Linked DNA regions of Homo sapiens: regions 1 and 2 are each linked to region 3. A link is a contact called in ENCODE Hi-C or POLR2A ChIA-PET data. All regions are on one chromosome and are shown on one strand. Each heading gives the region's core, a stretch centred on a gene start or an enhancer-like site at or near the end of the contact. The rest is flanking DNA. Distances are from core to core; before and after follow the strand shown. Region 1 overlaps CSTPP1 (centriolar satellite-associated tubulin polyglutamylase complex regulator 1). Region 2 holds the start of ARFGAP2 (ARF GTPase activating protein 2). Region 3 overlaps CSTPP1 (centriolar satellite-associated tubulin polyglutamylase complex regulator 1).

Evidence for each region. A loop is a pair of places that touch in the nucleus more often than their neighbours do. ChIA-PET counts read pairs that join two places held with the same protein, here RNA polymerase II (POLR2A). Pooled maps may share reads with other maps.
Region 1: a map of OCI-LY7 shows a loop between it and region 3 (5-fold over the local background). The contact joins two enhancer-like sites. A Hi-C loop is called at or near these places in 11 of 168 maps with a recorded cell type or tissue (HepG2, IMR-90, OCI-LY7 and 8 more) and 13 of 50 pooled maps. POLR2A ChIA-PET finds 5 or more read pairs at or near these places in 6 of 52 experiments (A673, BJ, GM10248 and 3 more).
Region 2: a loop to region 3 is called in a pooled map, with 2.5 times the contacts of the local background. The contact joins the promoter of ARFGAP2 here to the enhancer-like site in region 3. A Hi-C loop is called at or near these places in 2 of 50 pooled maps. POLR2A ChIA-PET finds 5 or more read pairs at or near these places in 3 of 52 experiments (A673, H1 and endothelial cell of umbilical vein).

What each region holds. Positions count from the first base shown.
Region 1 is chr11:47,150,785-47,155,411 of GRCh38, reverse strand. It overlaps CSTPP1 (centriolar satellite-associated tubulin polyglutamylase complex regulator 1), which reads right to left. Exons shown (of 9, transcript NM_024113.5): 5 at 151-236. It overlaps LOC124902672 (a long non-coding RNA gene), which reads left to right. Exons shown (of 2, transcript XR_007062668.1): 2 at 889-1,965. Among named protein-coding and RNA genes, the nearest start is that of ARFGAP2, 24 kb to the left of the region's middle. RefSeq lists an enhancer at 2,003-2,082. Within about 2 kb of position 2,156, at least 5 of the 41 ENCODE cell types and tissues checked have a DNase peak (open chromatin) inside an H3K27ac peak, as active enhancers do; they include OCI-LY7 and dorsolateral prefrontal cortex, where a contact is called at or near this core.
Region 2 is chr11:47,174,269-47,178,652 of GRCh38, reverse strand. It overlaps ARFGAP2 (ARF GTPase activating protein 2), which reads left to right and starts at 1,774. Exons shown (of 16, transcript NM_032389.6): 1 at 1,774-1,871; 2 at 2,019-2,137; 3 at 2,730-2,802; 4 at 3,340-3,471; 5 at 3,555-3,638. The coding sequence starts at 1,800. It overlaps PACSIN3 (protein kinase C and casein kinase substrate in neurons 3), which reads left to right. Exons shown (of 11, transcript NM_016223.5): 10 at 166-287; 11 at 607-1,131. The coding sequence ends at 722. RefSeq lists enhancers at 647-696, 777-826, 674-1,255, 1,797-2,026 and a silencer at 1,317-1,746.
Region 3 is chr11:47,002,784-47,007,240 of GRCh38, reverse strand. The region is part of intron 2 of CSTPP1 (centriolar satellite-associated tubulin polyglutamylase complex regulator 1); the gene reads right to left. It overlaps LOC124902670 (a long non-coding RNA gene), which reads right to left. Exons shown (of 2, transcript XR_007062665.1): 1 at 1-4,457. Among named protein-coding and RNA genes, the nearest start is that of CSTPP1, 68 kb to the right of the region's middle. RefSeq lists a silencer at 2,362-2,441. Within about 2 kb of position 2,385, at least 14 of the 41 ENCODE cell types and tissues checked have a DNase peak (open chromatin) inside an H3K27ac peak, as active enhancers do; they include A673, OCI-LY7 and dorsolateral prefrontal cortex, where a contact is called at or near this core.

The DNA of each region.
Region 1 (4,627 bases), core at 907-3,406, 150 kb before region 3:
ACATCCTGTTAGCGACCCGCAGTGAAGCACACCCCCAAAGGAAGTGGGGAAGAGAAACGTGTGTGCCAGGCACACAGATGGGCAGGGCAGCAGGGCAGGACAGGGAGACAGGGTCCTGTGCGGAGCCAGATGGAGCCCCGGAACACTCACCTGAGTAGTAAAACTGGATCTGGAAGGCAAAGAGGAAATCTGAAAAAGACATCAAGCAGTCCATGGCATCGTCCATGAGCACAATCCTGAAGGGGAAAGAGAGAATCTGAGAGAGAGAATGGGGGAGAGGTTTAAGGAGGGGAGGGAGAGAGGGAGAGGGAGGAAGGGAAAAGTGCGGGGGAGAGGGAGAGAGAGAGCTGTTCCTGGGCCGCCAGTCTCCCCTGGGGCAGCAGGACATTTAGGAGAGGGCTCCCAAAAGCAAGCTCCTCCCAGTCACCTCACTGCTCCATCAATTGGACTCTGCCACCAAACTGAACTGACCACACTGTACCCAGAGCGGGCTCCCGGTTCAGTCTCAGTGGCACCAGCTAGCGGATGGAGCATGGGCAGGGGGTGGCGAGGAGAGGGTGCAACTGTAATGCAGCCAAGGTTTCTTTTCATATACTTAAGCAGTAAATCCTTTCATTCTGCCGTGAGGACCATTTAGTTCAGAATAAATACAGCTGATCAGAAAAGGCAAAAAGAACAGCTAAGGGGTTTAAAGGGTCTTGGCAAGTGGTACTGAGATTTAATAAGCTACCAAAGGGCCAGAACAGCGACAGACACCGCCACCCTGGGGCACAGATGGCAGACAAGGGGAGAGGGCAAAGAGCTATTGGGGAATCTGCACTTGTGAGGGTCAAAACCCACACTCATCTTGTGCTGCCGCCCTGCTCCTCCTTGCATCCATGTTCACAGGTTGCCCACCCAACGGTTTTCCTGTCTCTAGTCCCTCCCACTGAGGACCCACCTCACAGGAAGAAAACCGTCTGACTCATAAAGGGATCCGACCAAGGCTATGTTCATCCTCTGCTCAGCACCTCATCTGAGCCAGGACAAGAAGAGAAGGAAACGAGCGTTTGCTGGGCTCCATCACATGCCAGGCAGGCGCCAAGCTATCAGATGGGGTGGGGCGGGCCCCCAATCTGTTTCTGATCAGGTCCTTCTGGCTTTATCTTTCTTTTTTTCTTTTTTCAGTTGTTTTTGGCCAGGCGCGGTGGCTCATGCCTGTAATCCCAGCACTTTGGGAGGCCGAGATGGGTGAATCATTTGAGGTCAGGAGTTCGAGACCAGCCTGGCCAACATGGTGAAACCCCACTTCTACTAAAAATAGAAAAATTAGCTGGGCATGGTGGGCACCTGTAGTCCCAGCTACTCAGGAGGCTGAAGCAGGAGAAGCGCTTGAACCTGGGAGGCGGAGGTTGCAGTGAGCGGAGATCACACCACTGCACTCCAGCCCGTGAGACAGAGAGAGACCCTGTCAAAAAAAAAACAAAAAAAGTTTTCTTTTGCTCTCTCATATTTTTCTAAATCTCTCTCCACTTCCCTGAGTCAGAGGTTTCCCAGACTGGCAACTGGATCAGCCCCAGAGAAAGCCAGGATTGCTCACTGCTGGGGAAAGGGCTTCACAGAGACTACGATATTGTGGTGCCACTCCCTTTGCTGCGATCTTCCTGAAGAGAGACAGTGGTTCCTGCCTAGTCTTTATTGTAATACAGATAACAATAGAAGCAGGTGCCATTTCCTGAGTGCCCTACTGCGTGGCAGGCTATTGAGGTATTTAACTGCATTCGTTAAATTTTATCCCACAACAATCCTACAGGTGGGTCTTATTATTTCCATTCTACACGTGAAGAGTCTGAGGCTCAGAGGTCAGCCTGCCAAAGTCACACACACAGCTGGGGAGCTTGCTGGACTCCACAGGCCACACATCTTCCATGAGAGCACACTGCCTCTTTGAAAATAAAGCTGCAGAGCAAAAACACTAACATTTTACCTCCTAGTTTCTGTGGCTGATTTATTTTCTTTCTTGTTACTGATATGTTAGGCATCTCCTGGGGAGAACGACAGCTGCCTCCACCACCAGAGTTCAACACTAGAATTCCAGCTGGAAGAAATTCAAGGCTGGAGGGCGGGAAGAAGCAGTGCCGCTGAGGGCCACAAGAGGGTGCCCTGGTCCCTCTGTCAGTAGTTCACAGGACTAAGTGCAGTGCCAAAGGCCAAGTGGTTACCCCATCTCATAACCCAAGGAAAACCCAGGCAGCAGAACAGCTCCCTCCCCACCCAGATGGCAGAATCTGTTTTGACATCTGGATTGAGGGAGCAGGGAGACAGCAGAGAGCGGGCAGCTAGAGAGGACTGGGGTTAGCAAAGACCTCCAAACTGCAGAGGAAGAGTGAGCTCCCCCGGGAGCGCTCAGGGAGCAAGGGCCACCAGCACCTCAAAGCTTTTCCTTGGCAGGCTCAGCAGGGCAGGCAAAGGCTCTGGACATGAGAAGCCACTGACTTTCCTTTACTGCCCTGTTCTCAGGACAGCTGGAGCCCCAATAGTCTAAAGTGAATTACGACAGAACAGCACTGGGCTGTGAATATCCCCAAGCAGGAAACCACCAGGGAGCCCAAGGCTTTCCCCGTGTTCCATGGCTTCTGTTGATCATCAGTTGGAACACAGCACTCCCATAGCAGCAACTTCCACTTGCTATTTATTTACATTGTGATATAATGACACACCATAAAAGTCACCCTTTAAAAGCGTACAATTCAGTTTTTTAGTATATTCACAAAGTAGCGCCACCATCACCACTGTCTAATTACAGAAGTTACCTCCATTTGCAATTCTCACCAATAGGCCCATTCCAGAGCCTGCCTCGGAGCAGAAGCTTGAGCTCGTACTTCCCAAAGGGCTACCCCTGCCTCGCAGCCTCGCGGAAGCCTTAATGCTGAGTGCCACTAGCATCTTCCTCTTTCAGCCACAGATGGGACTAGAAGCTATAAACAGGGCACACCCTTCCAGCCTCAGAAGTGGTCTGCAGCTTTCTGCTAGGGGCCATCTTGACCTCAAACATCAGCAGTCCCTTTGGAGATGGGCCGTTGCAGAAGAGGGGGCGCACACCGTGGGAGGGTAGGAGTGTCCGTCAGAGCAGGGCAGCCCTGCAGGTGCCCTTAATACGGGTAACAATAGAGGCATTTTTTTTTTTTTTGAGTCTTGCTCTGTTGCCCAGGCTGGAGTGCAGTGGTGCAGATCGGCTCACTGCAACCTCCGCCTCCTAGGTTCAGGTGATTCTCCTGCCTCAGCCTCCCTAGCAGCTGGGATTACAGGTGCCTGTCACCATGCCCGGCTAATTTTTGTATTTTTAGTAGAGACAGGGTTTCACCATGTTGGCCAGGCTGGTCTCGAACTCTTGACCTCAAGTGATCCGCCTATAGAGGCAGGTATCTTTCCTGAGTACCCTACCTCATGGCAGGCTATTAAGGCATTTGACTACATTAATTAAATTTTATTCTACAACAGTCCTACGGGTGGGTCTTATTGTTATTTCCATTCTACAGGTGAAGAGTCTGAGTCTCAGAGACTGGGGAGCTGAAACATATGCCGAGCAGGAGGGAGTAGGGGGCGAGTGAAGCGGGTGCAGACAGAGGCGAGGGCTTTCTTTCTGGGGGACATGTGGCTGGATCCCAGCAGCACATGTATAAAGGACTGAGGGTTTTTTTTCAACTGCAAGAAGTAAGACTGGCTACCTTTTAAAAAGCCAAATGGATCCGAGCTTGTGTTAACAGCAACACCGGCTATGACTCTCCTCAACCAGAAACGCTGGGCATACTAGACATCCTGGAAACTTCCCCCCGCCACCCTCTGCTCCAAGCCAATCAACCAGTCACCAAGTCCTATCAATGCTATTGCTGAAATTTCTCTTGAATCCATCTACTTCTTTCCACGTCCACAGCCACCATCCTACCCCCAGCCTTCACCTCTCTTTTCTTGATGATGGCATGACCTCCTACCCAGTTTCCCTGCAACTACTCCTCTTGCTTTTTTTTTTTTGAGATGGAGTCTCACTCTGTCACCAGGCTGAAGTGCAGTGGCTCACTGCAACCTCCGCCCCCTAGGTTCAAGCGATTCTCCTGCCTCAGCCTCCCGAGTAGTACTGGGACTACAGGCGTGCGCCAGCATGTCCAGCTAATTTTTGTATTTTAGTAGAGACGGGGTTTCACCATGTTGGCCAGGATGGTCTTGATCTCTTGACCTCATGAGCTGCCCACCTAGGCCTCCCAAAGTGTTGGGATTACAGGCGTGAGCCTTCTTCTAATTGAGTATCCATCCTGTGGGCAGAAAGATTTTCCTAAAATGTGAATGTGACCATTTTACCATTGTGTTGGAAACCCTTCACAGAGGCCGGGCACAGTGGCTCATGCCTGTAATCCCAGCTACTCAAGAGGCTGAGGCTGGAGAATCGCTTGAACCTGGGAGGTGGCCATGTCAGTGAGCCAAGCTTGTGCCACTGCACTCCAGCCTGGATGACAGAGCAAGACTCCATGTCAAAAAAAAAAAAAAAAAAAAACCTTCACAGTCTTCCCATTGCCCTTAGGACACGTTCCCCCATTTGGATCTGGCCTGTGAGCCCGCTCCATCTGCCCCCTGCCTCCCTCGACTCCCCCAC
Region 2 (4,384 bases), core at 525-3,024, 170 kb before region 3:
TTGCTCACAGTCGGGCATGGCGAGGTAGAGCTAGAATCTTTAGTACCTCACCTGACTCTCCCAGGTGCCTCTGGGGGTAGGGAGGCCTTTGCCCTGATCCTGGGTGAGATCTCCAGCCCCGTGTTCCTTGCACTCTGAGCTGCTCCCTTTGCCTCCCCTCTCCAGCACGGGGCAGGATGAGGAGTGGTCAGATGAAGAGAGTCCCCGGAAGGCTGCCACCGGGGTTCGGGTGAGGGCACTCTATGACTACGCTGGCCAGGAAGCTGATGAGCTGAGCTTCCGAGCAGGTACCCTGGGACCCCTTTCCTAGCTTCAGCCTCTGCCTTATCTGCCTGAGCAGGGGTGTCAGAAAGGGAAGCCAAATACCCACTTCTTAAGGGCCAGTCCTCTGTCCCTTCAGCTGTTCCAGGTCCAGATAGCTGGTGCCTGGTGGCTGCATTCAGGGTCTGGGGTGGGGCAGCTTGCTGACCTTGACCTGCCTCTGCCTGAGCCATGTCTTTGCTAGCTGGGCTCTGGGACCACACCATCCCCCTCAGTCCTTGACCCAGTTGCAGGAACAGGGCCTGGGCCAGGGCCACTGGCAGTGACCAATCCCCTTTCCCCCAGGGGAGGAGCTGCTGAAGATGAGTGAGGAGGACGAGCAGGGCTGGTGCCAAGGCCAGTTGCAGAGTGGCCGCATTGGCCTGTACCCTGCCAACTACGTGGAGTGTGTGGGCGCCTGAGTGTCCTGACAGCCCTTCTGCAACGTTTACCCACCCTGGTTCAGAGCCCAGCTTCTCCTGGAGAGCCGGACCCTCAGGGCCCTGAACCGTCGCTCTCTGGCTGCTCCTCTGTCCCTTGAGGGAGGAAGTCCTGGGACCCAGGGAGGGGAGGGGCCTTTGTCTAGGGAAGGGACTGGTAGGGAAGGGACGAGTCTAGGCTGAGGGCAAGATGGGAGGTCAGAGGTGACAGAAGCGTTCAGGGGTGCCTGGGCCTCCCCAGGAGCTGTGGACTCAGTTCCTGACCTCTGCTTTGGGGTTCCTGGGGTGGGCTTGGGGTGAGTGTAGTTCTGGCCTAGCAGCACCCTCTTGTGGCTTGTTCTAGCGTGTATTAAAACTTGACACACACCCACACACAAAAACAAAAACACCACTGTCGGGCTCATGTGCATTTTTTTGATAGGACACCCTTGCCAGGCCACCAGAGGGCATCTAGAGAGAGGCCTAGCGTCTGTTATGGGGCCGGGGTTGGAAAAGGGTTTGCCTGCTTGGTACCTGCTCTGGAACTTCGAGATACTAATCTGGAGTGGAGGGGACTCGCTGTCAGGCTTGCTGTTAACCGAGAACGGCTGAAGGCTGGGCGAGACGCGGGCCAATGCGTCTGCCCGTTCGGGCCGGAGGGACGAGGAGTGTTTGGGCAGCCTAATCCTTATTCATCGATCTGTAATTAGCTGGAGTGGGGGTCCCCGCCCCCAGCCTCCCGCAGCCTGCGCGGCGTGGGGGCGACTCCACCTGGGGGTTGCGGCGTGGGAGGGGCGGGGGGAAGGGTACTACGCGCGCGAGGAGGTTTGGGCCGGTCCGCGCGCCGTCGCCCCGCCCCGGCTGCGGATTGGCCCGGCGCGGCGTTGATTCTTGCGGCCGCGGTTGTCGTCGCCGCCCCCGTCCCGCCGGCTGCCCATTGGTCCAGATCGGACTCCAATCACCCCACCCCTCGGCTGGCCCAGGCACCGCTGAGGCCGGCCTGGTGAGCCCGCCCTCCCCGCCGTGGATTGGCCCGCGGCGGGACCCGTCAGCCGCGGTTGTGTCTGGGAAGGAGAGAAAATGGCGGCGGAGCCGAACAAGACCGAAATCCAGACTCTTTTTAAGAGGCTTCGCGCAGTTCCAACCAACAAGGTGCGTGAGCAGGGGGCGCGCGGAGTCTCTCGTCCCGCTGGGGCCTGAGGGAGGGAGAAGGGCGGAGGTGGGTTATGTTTCTGGGGTGTCGGTGCCTGGCCTTTACTCGGGGCCCCTGACGATTCGCTCATCGCCGCCTCCACCCAGGCCTGTTTCGACTGCGGCGCCAAGAATCCGAGTTGGGCCAGCATCACGTACGGTGTTTTCTTGTGCATTGACTGTTCCGGGGTGCACCGCTCCCTGGGCGTCCATCTGAGCTTCATCAGGTAGGCTCTCCGCGCGGTTGCCGTGTTTCCACCCGGCCGGCCAGGGGTGTCTGGGCAACAAGGGAGAGTGGCTGCCTCGACTTGGGCCGCTCTGAATTCGGTGGGAAGCCTCTGGGCCGAGAGGGTCCGGTAGCCTCCTGCCAGAGGGAACCACCTGTGTGGGCCCTTTGGCACATGGGCGGTCCGTCTCCGCCTCTGGGCCAAAACTTCCTCTTTTTTGACGGTCAGGCTTGAGACTCTGAGCGTTAGTTGAGGGGAAAGGGAGGCATTGACCTTGTTGTTGCTGATATGTTGTTAGACCAGTATGTCTCTAGTGAGACTGTGACCATCCATTAGGGGAAAGCCAAATCCAGGCGTGCGTGCCTGAGAATGTGACCTCCTTTCGGATCTGGGGACATAATTAGTACTCTTTGGAGTAAATGAACGAAGAGGAGAGTTTTCATGGACAGGGTAGTGTGGAGGAAATGGGGTGATGGCTGATTAATGTTTCCTGGGTGCCTACAGCAGCCTGAGGCCAAGTGACAGGTATCCGGGTTGCCAGGGAAATCCTGCTGGTATCTGCTAGTGGGTGAGACGCAGCCCTTGTACACAGGTCCACAGAGTTGGATTCCAACTGGAACTGGTTCCAGCTGAGGTGTATGCAGGTCGGCGGGAATGCCAATGCGGTAAAGCTCCTTCTACTTCCCTCACCTTCCATTCTTCTGCCTGGTTACTAACTTTGCACGACTCCCTAAGAGGCCCTGTCGTTTTCCCTGTTCAGAGGGTTCTCTGTTCTATAACACCACCATAAGCTATTTTCTGAAAACTTCGAAACTGGTCACAGCTTCTCTTAAATGGGTTTCAGATTCCAATTAAACTGGGCAGGTGTTCTTGGGGAAAAGCCACAGGAGTTGGGAGCCTTCACAGTCATTGGGTCTTGTGGGCCTGCCCTGGATGAAGGATGGGGAGGCTGGGTATGGGATGTTGTGCTCAGGCAGCGTTCAGTGGGGCCTGGACTTCAGTCATATCAGAGGATGGCCCGCTGCAAGGTGTTTTTTGCAGGAATTTCGAGAAACTTTATCTCTGAAAAACCGGTGTCAGTAGCGTGTATCATCCTGTATAGATAATAACTTCGCTGTCATAAGGAGATGTCTCCTACAGCCAACACGTTTCCTTCTTGAGAATCACCCGTAGCACGCGCTGCTCTCTTCTTTGCTCTCCAGACGGCTTTTTTTCGCCAACATGGATGCACAGCCAATGATGCCAACACCAAATATAATAGCCGAGCTGCCCAGATGTACCGGGAGAAGATCCGGCAGCTGGGGAGTGCGGCCCTGGCTAGGCATGGCACTGATGTAAGTGCCTGTTCTTGGGGCTGGGGCAGGAGGGTTAGGAGTATTCAGAGCCCTGTGTTTTAGGGGTGTCTTCTCCTTTCTAGCTTTGGATAGACAACATGAGTAGTGCCGTTCCTAATCACTCCCCAGAGAAGAAGGACTCTGATTTCTTCACAGAACACACTCAAGTGAGTGCCCACAAGGAACCGTTTTCCCAGTTGTTCTTGACAGGCAATTTACCAAGGCCCAGGCCTTCTGTGATCATGGTTGTAGATTCCATTTGCTTTGATGTGATGTCTTGGACACCACGTATGAAGTCCACTGTTCCTGCTGGGTAGGCCTAGGTGTTTCCTCCTCCATAAATGGAGGTGCAGTGTAGCCCTCCTTAGAAATCGACTCCTATAAATTGGGCTGGCGGGGAAGAGAGGCAGCTTCTTGAAGTTTCAAGAGGTGTCCGGTGCCCCAAACAAATTTTCCTGGATTCTTCCCCTATAAGAAAGGCACTGTGGGCCGGGCGCAGTGGCTCACGCCTGTAATCCCAGCACTTTGGGAGGCCGAGGCGGGTGGATCATGAGGTCAGGAGATCGAGACCATCCTGGCTAACAAGGTGAAACCCCGTCTCTACTAAAAATACAAAAAATTAGCCGGGCGCGGTGGCGGGCGCCTGTAGTCCCAGCTACTTGGGAGGCTGAGGCAGGAGAATGGCGTGAACCCGGGAAGCGGAGCTTGCAGTGAGCCGAGATTGCGCCACTGCAGTCCGCAGTCCGGCCTGGGCGACAGAGCGAGACTCCGTCTCAAAAAAAAAAAAAAAAAAAAAAAAAAAAAAAAAAAAAAAGGCACTGTGCTTGGGGACAGTGAAAGGATTCTCTCCTCCCCGCCCCACCCCTTTGAGGAGGGTTTCCTCTTTACTGGCCCTGGGTGCTGAAGTTAGACT
Region 3 (4,457 bases), core at 1,136-3,635:
TGCCCAACATGGTGAAACCCCATCTCTACTAAAAACACAAATTAGCCAGCCACGGTGGTGGGCGCCTGTAATCCCAGCTACTCAGGAGGCTGAGGCAGAAGAATCACTTGAACCAGGAAGGCAGAGTGGGTTGAACCTGGGAGGCAAACCTGGGTTGCAGTGAGCCAAGATAGTGCTACTGCACTCCAGCCTGGGTGACAGAGTGAGACTCTGTCTCAAAAAAAAAAAAAAAAAAAAAACCACACAAAATGATAGAAAATGCAAAAAAGAGCATAAGAGACAGAGAATACTATGAAAAGGTCTAATGTTTGTGTAATTAGAATCCCAATAGGAGTAAAGAGAGGGTAGAGGCCAGTCGTGTTGGCTCATGTCTGTAATCCCAGCACTTTGGGAGGGCGAGGCAGGAGGATCACTTGAGCCCAGGAGTTTGAGACCAGTCTGGGCAAGATGGCAAGACCCTATCTCTAAAAAAAAAAAAAAAAAAATTAGCTGAGTGTGGTGGCGTGCAACTGTGGTCCCAGCCACTTGGGAGGCTGAGTGAGGCAAGAGGATTGCCTGAGCCCAGGAGGTAGAGGCTGCAGTGAGCCATGACTGCACCACTGCACTCCAACCTGGGTGACAGACAGAGATCCTGCCTCAAAAAAAAAAAAGAGACAGAGACAGAGAGAGAGTAGAACAGAAGTAAATTTGAAGAGCTAATTATTGAGAGTTTTCCAGGACTGATAAATGATATCAAGCTATAGGTTCAAGAAGCACTAAGAACACCGAATAGTTTAAATATAAAGAAAAGCAAAACTAGACACATTACACTAAAACTATCAAAAACCAAAGACCAAGTAGAAATATCCAAAAACCATCCAGAGATTTAAAAAAAGATTATTTTCAAAGAAGCAAGAATAAAACTGAGAGCAACTTCTCAACAAAGTCAGTAGAAACCAAAAGATAATGGAATGGTAAAACAGCTGCCAACCTAGAATTTATCTCAGGAAAAAAACTGCCCTTCAAAAATGAGGTGAAAATGTAAATAAGACGTATAGATTAGTTAATAGTTTTGAATTAATGTTAAGTTCTTGATTTTGGCAGTTATATTATGGATACAGGAAATGTTAACATTAGTAGAAGCTGTATGAAATGGATGTGGGAACTCCATATATAGATTTTTTTAAACTTTATGTAAGTCCAAAATTATTCACACACATTCTAAAAAGGTAAAATGAAAACAATTTCAGAATGGAAGCTCCATAAGAGTTGAAATTTCTGGTCTGTTTTTTTCACTGCTATATCCCTAGTATCTAGAACGCTAAGACGTAGGCACTCAATAAATATATATTGAATGAATGAGTGAACAACAGTAGTAGCAGTAGCTACTAATTAATTCAACACTTATTGTATCTTAAGTGAAATGCCAAGCACTTTACTTTCATTAACTCATTTAATCATTCCAACAATTATGTAACATGGAATTTTATATTTTATATATGAGTCTCCCTATTTTATAGATGAGGTAAGCAATCTGCCCAAGATCTCATACCAGAAAGTGGCAGGCCCTCTAACATAGACCTATCTGATTCCAAAGTCCATGTTCTTAACCACTATGTTATGGTGCTTTCATGTTGCAAAATATGTCTCCTTTCTGTTTTGTTTATCCAAACTCTACCTTCCTTTCCAAAATTAAGACAAACTCCTCTATAAGACTCAACTAATTTTACTTAACTAATAGCCATTATTTTTCCTTACTCTCAATTCTCAGTGTACTGGGCCATATAACTTAATGCCATTATATAAGGTCTTGTATTGCTCTGTAATTGTTCGTTATTCAATGAGTTTTACCTCTTTAACCAGATTACATCTTACAGGGAAGTGACCATATCTTATATTCCTATTAATATAGAGCACATTTGAAGCTCTATAACAATACTTAATATTTTTGTAAAGGGATGAAGAAAAACATTTCCATGCAAGAAACAGTGTTTTTGAATGCTTTAGTGATCAGGCTTACATGGTCTAAGATTCTAAACATAAAATTTGACTCAGAAAAACAAAAAAACCACTATCTTAAAAAGTTTTTACATCAATTTTCTGTAGTATCTCTTTTTCCTTATGACATTTTAGGGGATGTTCAGGGTAATTTGGACATAGCAGTACAAGTTCTCCTGGTTAAACCTTCTTGAGAGGGTATATAGATTGCATAGAAGGTAAAGTATGAGAGTGTGCAGATGAACAATTATCCCCACACATGTAAGCTGCAGTTTGTCTGGTGTAAATATACTCTCCCTGCCTGGAACTGCCTGTGTAATGTTCTCTCTTTGGGCTCTGTGGTTTCTCAATACATTCCAACTGTTCAGAGGCTGGAGCTTGGCTCTGCAAGCATAGATAAACAGCTTCCTGGAGCAGGCTGCCAGCATGAGGAGCAATGACCTCAGCAGAGAAAGTCTGCTTTTCATTACCCTGAGCCCATCACTGTACTGCTAGAGCTAAGAGTGGGAACAACACAAGTTGGATAGAGTTGACTGACTCAAGTCTCCCACTACACCTTGAGTTTTAAAATTCTGTATCTAGAGGAAAGGGGGTAAAGACAGGAAGTGAGAAAATGGCATATGCAAAGAAAACAAAGATAGAAAAGCTTTCTTAGGCTATTCTGTGAATGAACTAAATGATGAGTGAAGTGGTTAAGAGTCATGCAGGCAATCATTGAATGTTTTAGTCTCCAAAAACGTACACAAAATACAGGGCAAGAAAGAAGTGTTATAGAAAGTAAGAGAGGCCAGGTACAGTGGCGCACACCTGTAATTCTAGCATTTTGGGAGGCTGAGGCAGGAGCATAACATGAGCCCAGGAGTTCAAGACCAGTTTGAGCAATAAAATGAGACCCGTCTCTATAAAAAAGAAAAAAAAAAGTTAGCTGGGTATGGTGGCACGCACCTGTGGTCATGGCTACATGGGAAGCTGAGGCAGGAGGATTGCTTGAGCCCAGGTTAAGGCTGCAATGAGCCATGTTTGTGCTACAACTCCAGCCTGGGTGACAGAGTGAGACACTATCTCAAAAAAAAAAAACAAAAACAAAAAAACAAAAACAAAAACAAACCAGTAACAACAACAACAACAAAAAACAAAAGAGAGACTAAAAAGTCCTCAAGATCTTCAACTCTGATGCCATTTAAAGAGAGAGAAAAGGAAGACTATCCAGATCCACAGAGATACAAAAATCCCAGAAAAGTGGAGCTTAAGGAGAACAACACACAATGAAGATGAATTATATATAGCCAGACATCTTGCATGTGTAATTTCATGTGATTTGCATAACAACCCTAGAAGATAGGTATTATCATCCCTAGCAATAATCTAGACCTAGAAAATTACAATACAATGACATCAACAAAGACATTTGTTGTTGATATTATTTAATGACAAAGGGATGATTTCAAGTCTGCTTCTACGGCCACCCAGGAAACAATGCTTTTCCCAAACATCTCTCATTGTAGTATTATCTATTGTTGCAGCCCCAGAACTCAGCAATACTAGAACTGTGACCTAGAAGAAATGTACACATTTGTGCCACTTTCTGATAAGACAGTTTCTGCAGTGCTGGTAGCATTGCATCTGATAGTTGAAGAAGGGAATCACAATTATGTCCTCAGACAAGAAATTGGTTAGATATGACCCCTCCTGAAGGATCCTGAGAGACAATTTGTTTTTTGGAGAAGTCACTGACTATAATGATGCACCTGCAAGGGGGCCGGGAGCTGAGAGACAGACAAACATCTTAGCAAATTCTAAAAGCAGAGTGAAGCTTCATTTGACTTTCATTTCACTTTTCTCAGGGAAGAAGAACCTTTGTGTTACTGCCAAAATCCTAACTGTCCTTCCTTCCTCTCTGTCCCCTCCACCCCCACGCCAGCTCATTAAAGATCTTCTGGTTAAAGGTGCCAAATTGTGTCATTCTTTCCTACTCCAGTGCCAAGCCTGTGCCAATGGCACCACAGATTGATCTGCTAGAGTTCTGAGCAAATTATGGAAGAAATTAAAAGCACTGAAAATTTTAAATTGTTCTGTTGCTGGTGAAGTAAAGCTTTTTAAACTTCTTATTCTTCTTGTAGAGACAGGGGTCTCATTGTGTTGCCCAGGATGGCCTCAAACTCCTGGCCTCAAGTGATTTTCCCACCTTGGCTTCCCAAAGTGCTGGGATTATAGGTGTGAGCCTATAATCTGGCCTAGTTTCTTAACTTTTGATGACTGACTTTACATTGCTAATGGCATAACACTTGTTAATTAAGACTCGTGTGAGTGTACTTGATTGCCAGACAAGTATTCAGGGAATTATCAGAGTGGTGGTGTGAAGGAATATCAGGGCTTGGACCAAATAAAGATCCTTCATATTATTTATAGATTGAAATAAATCAAGTTATTTATCTAAGGGGAGATATTTTAATGTAAAAAATCAGACCTAAATTTTATAC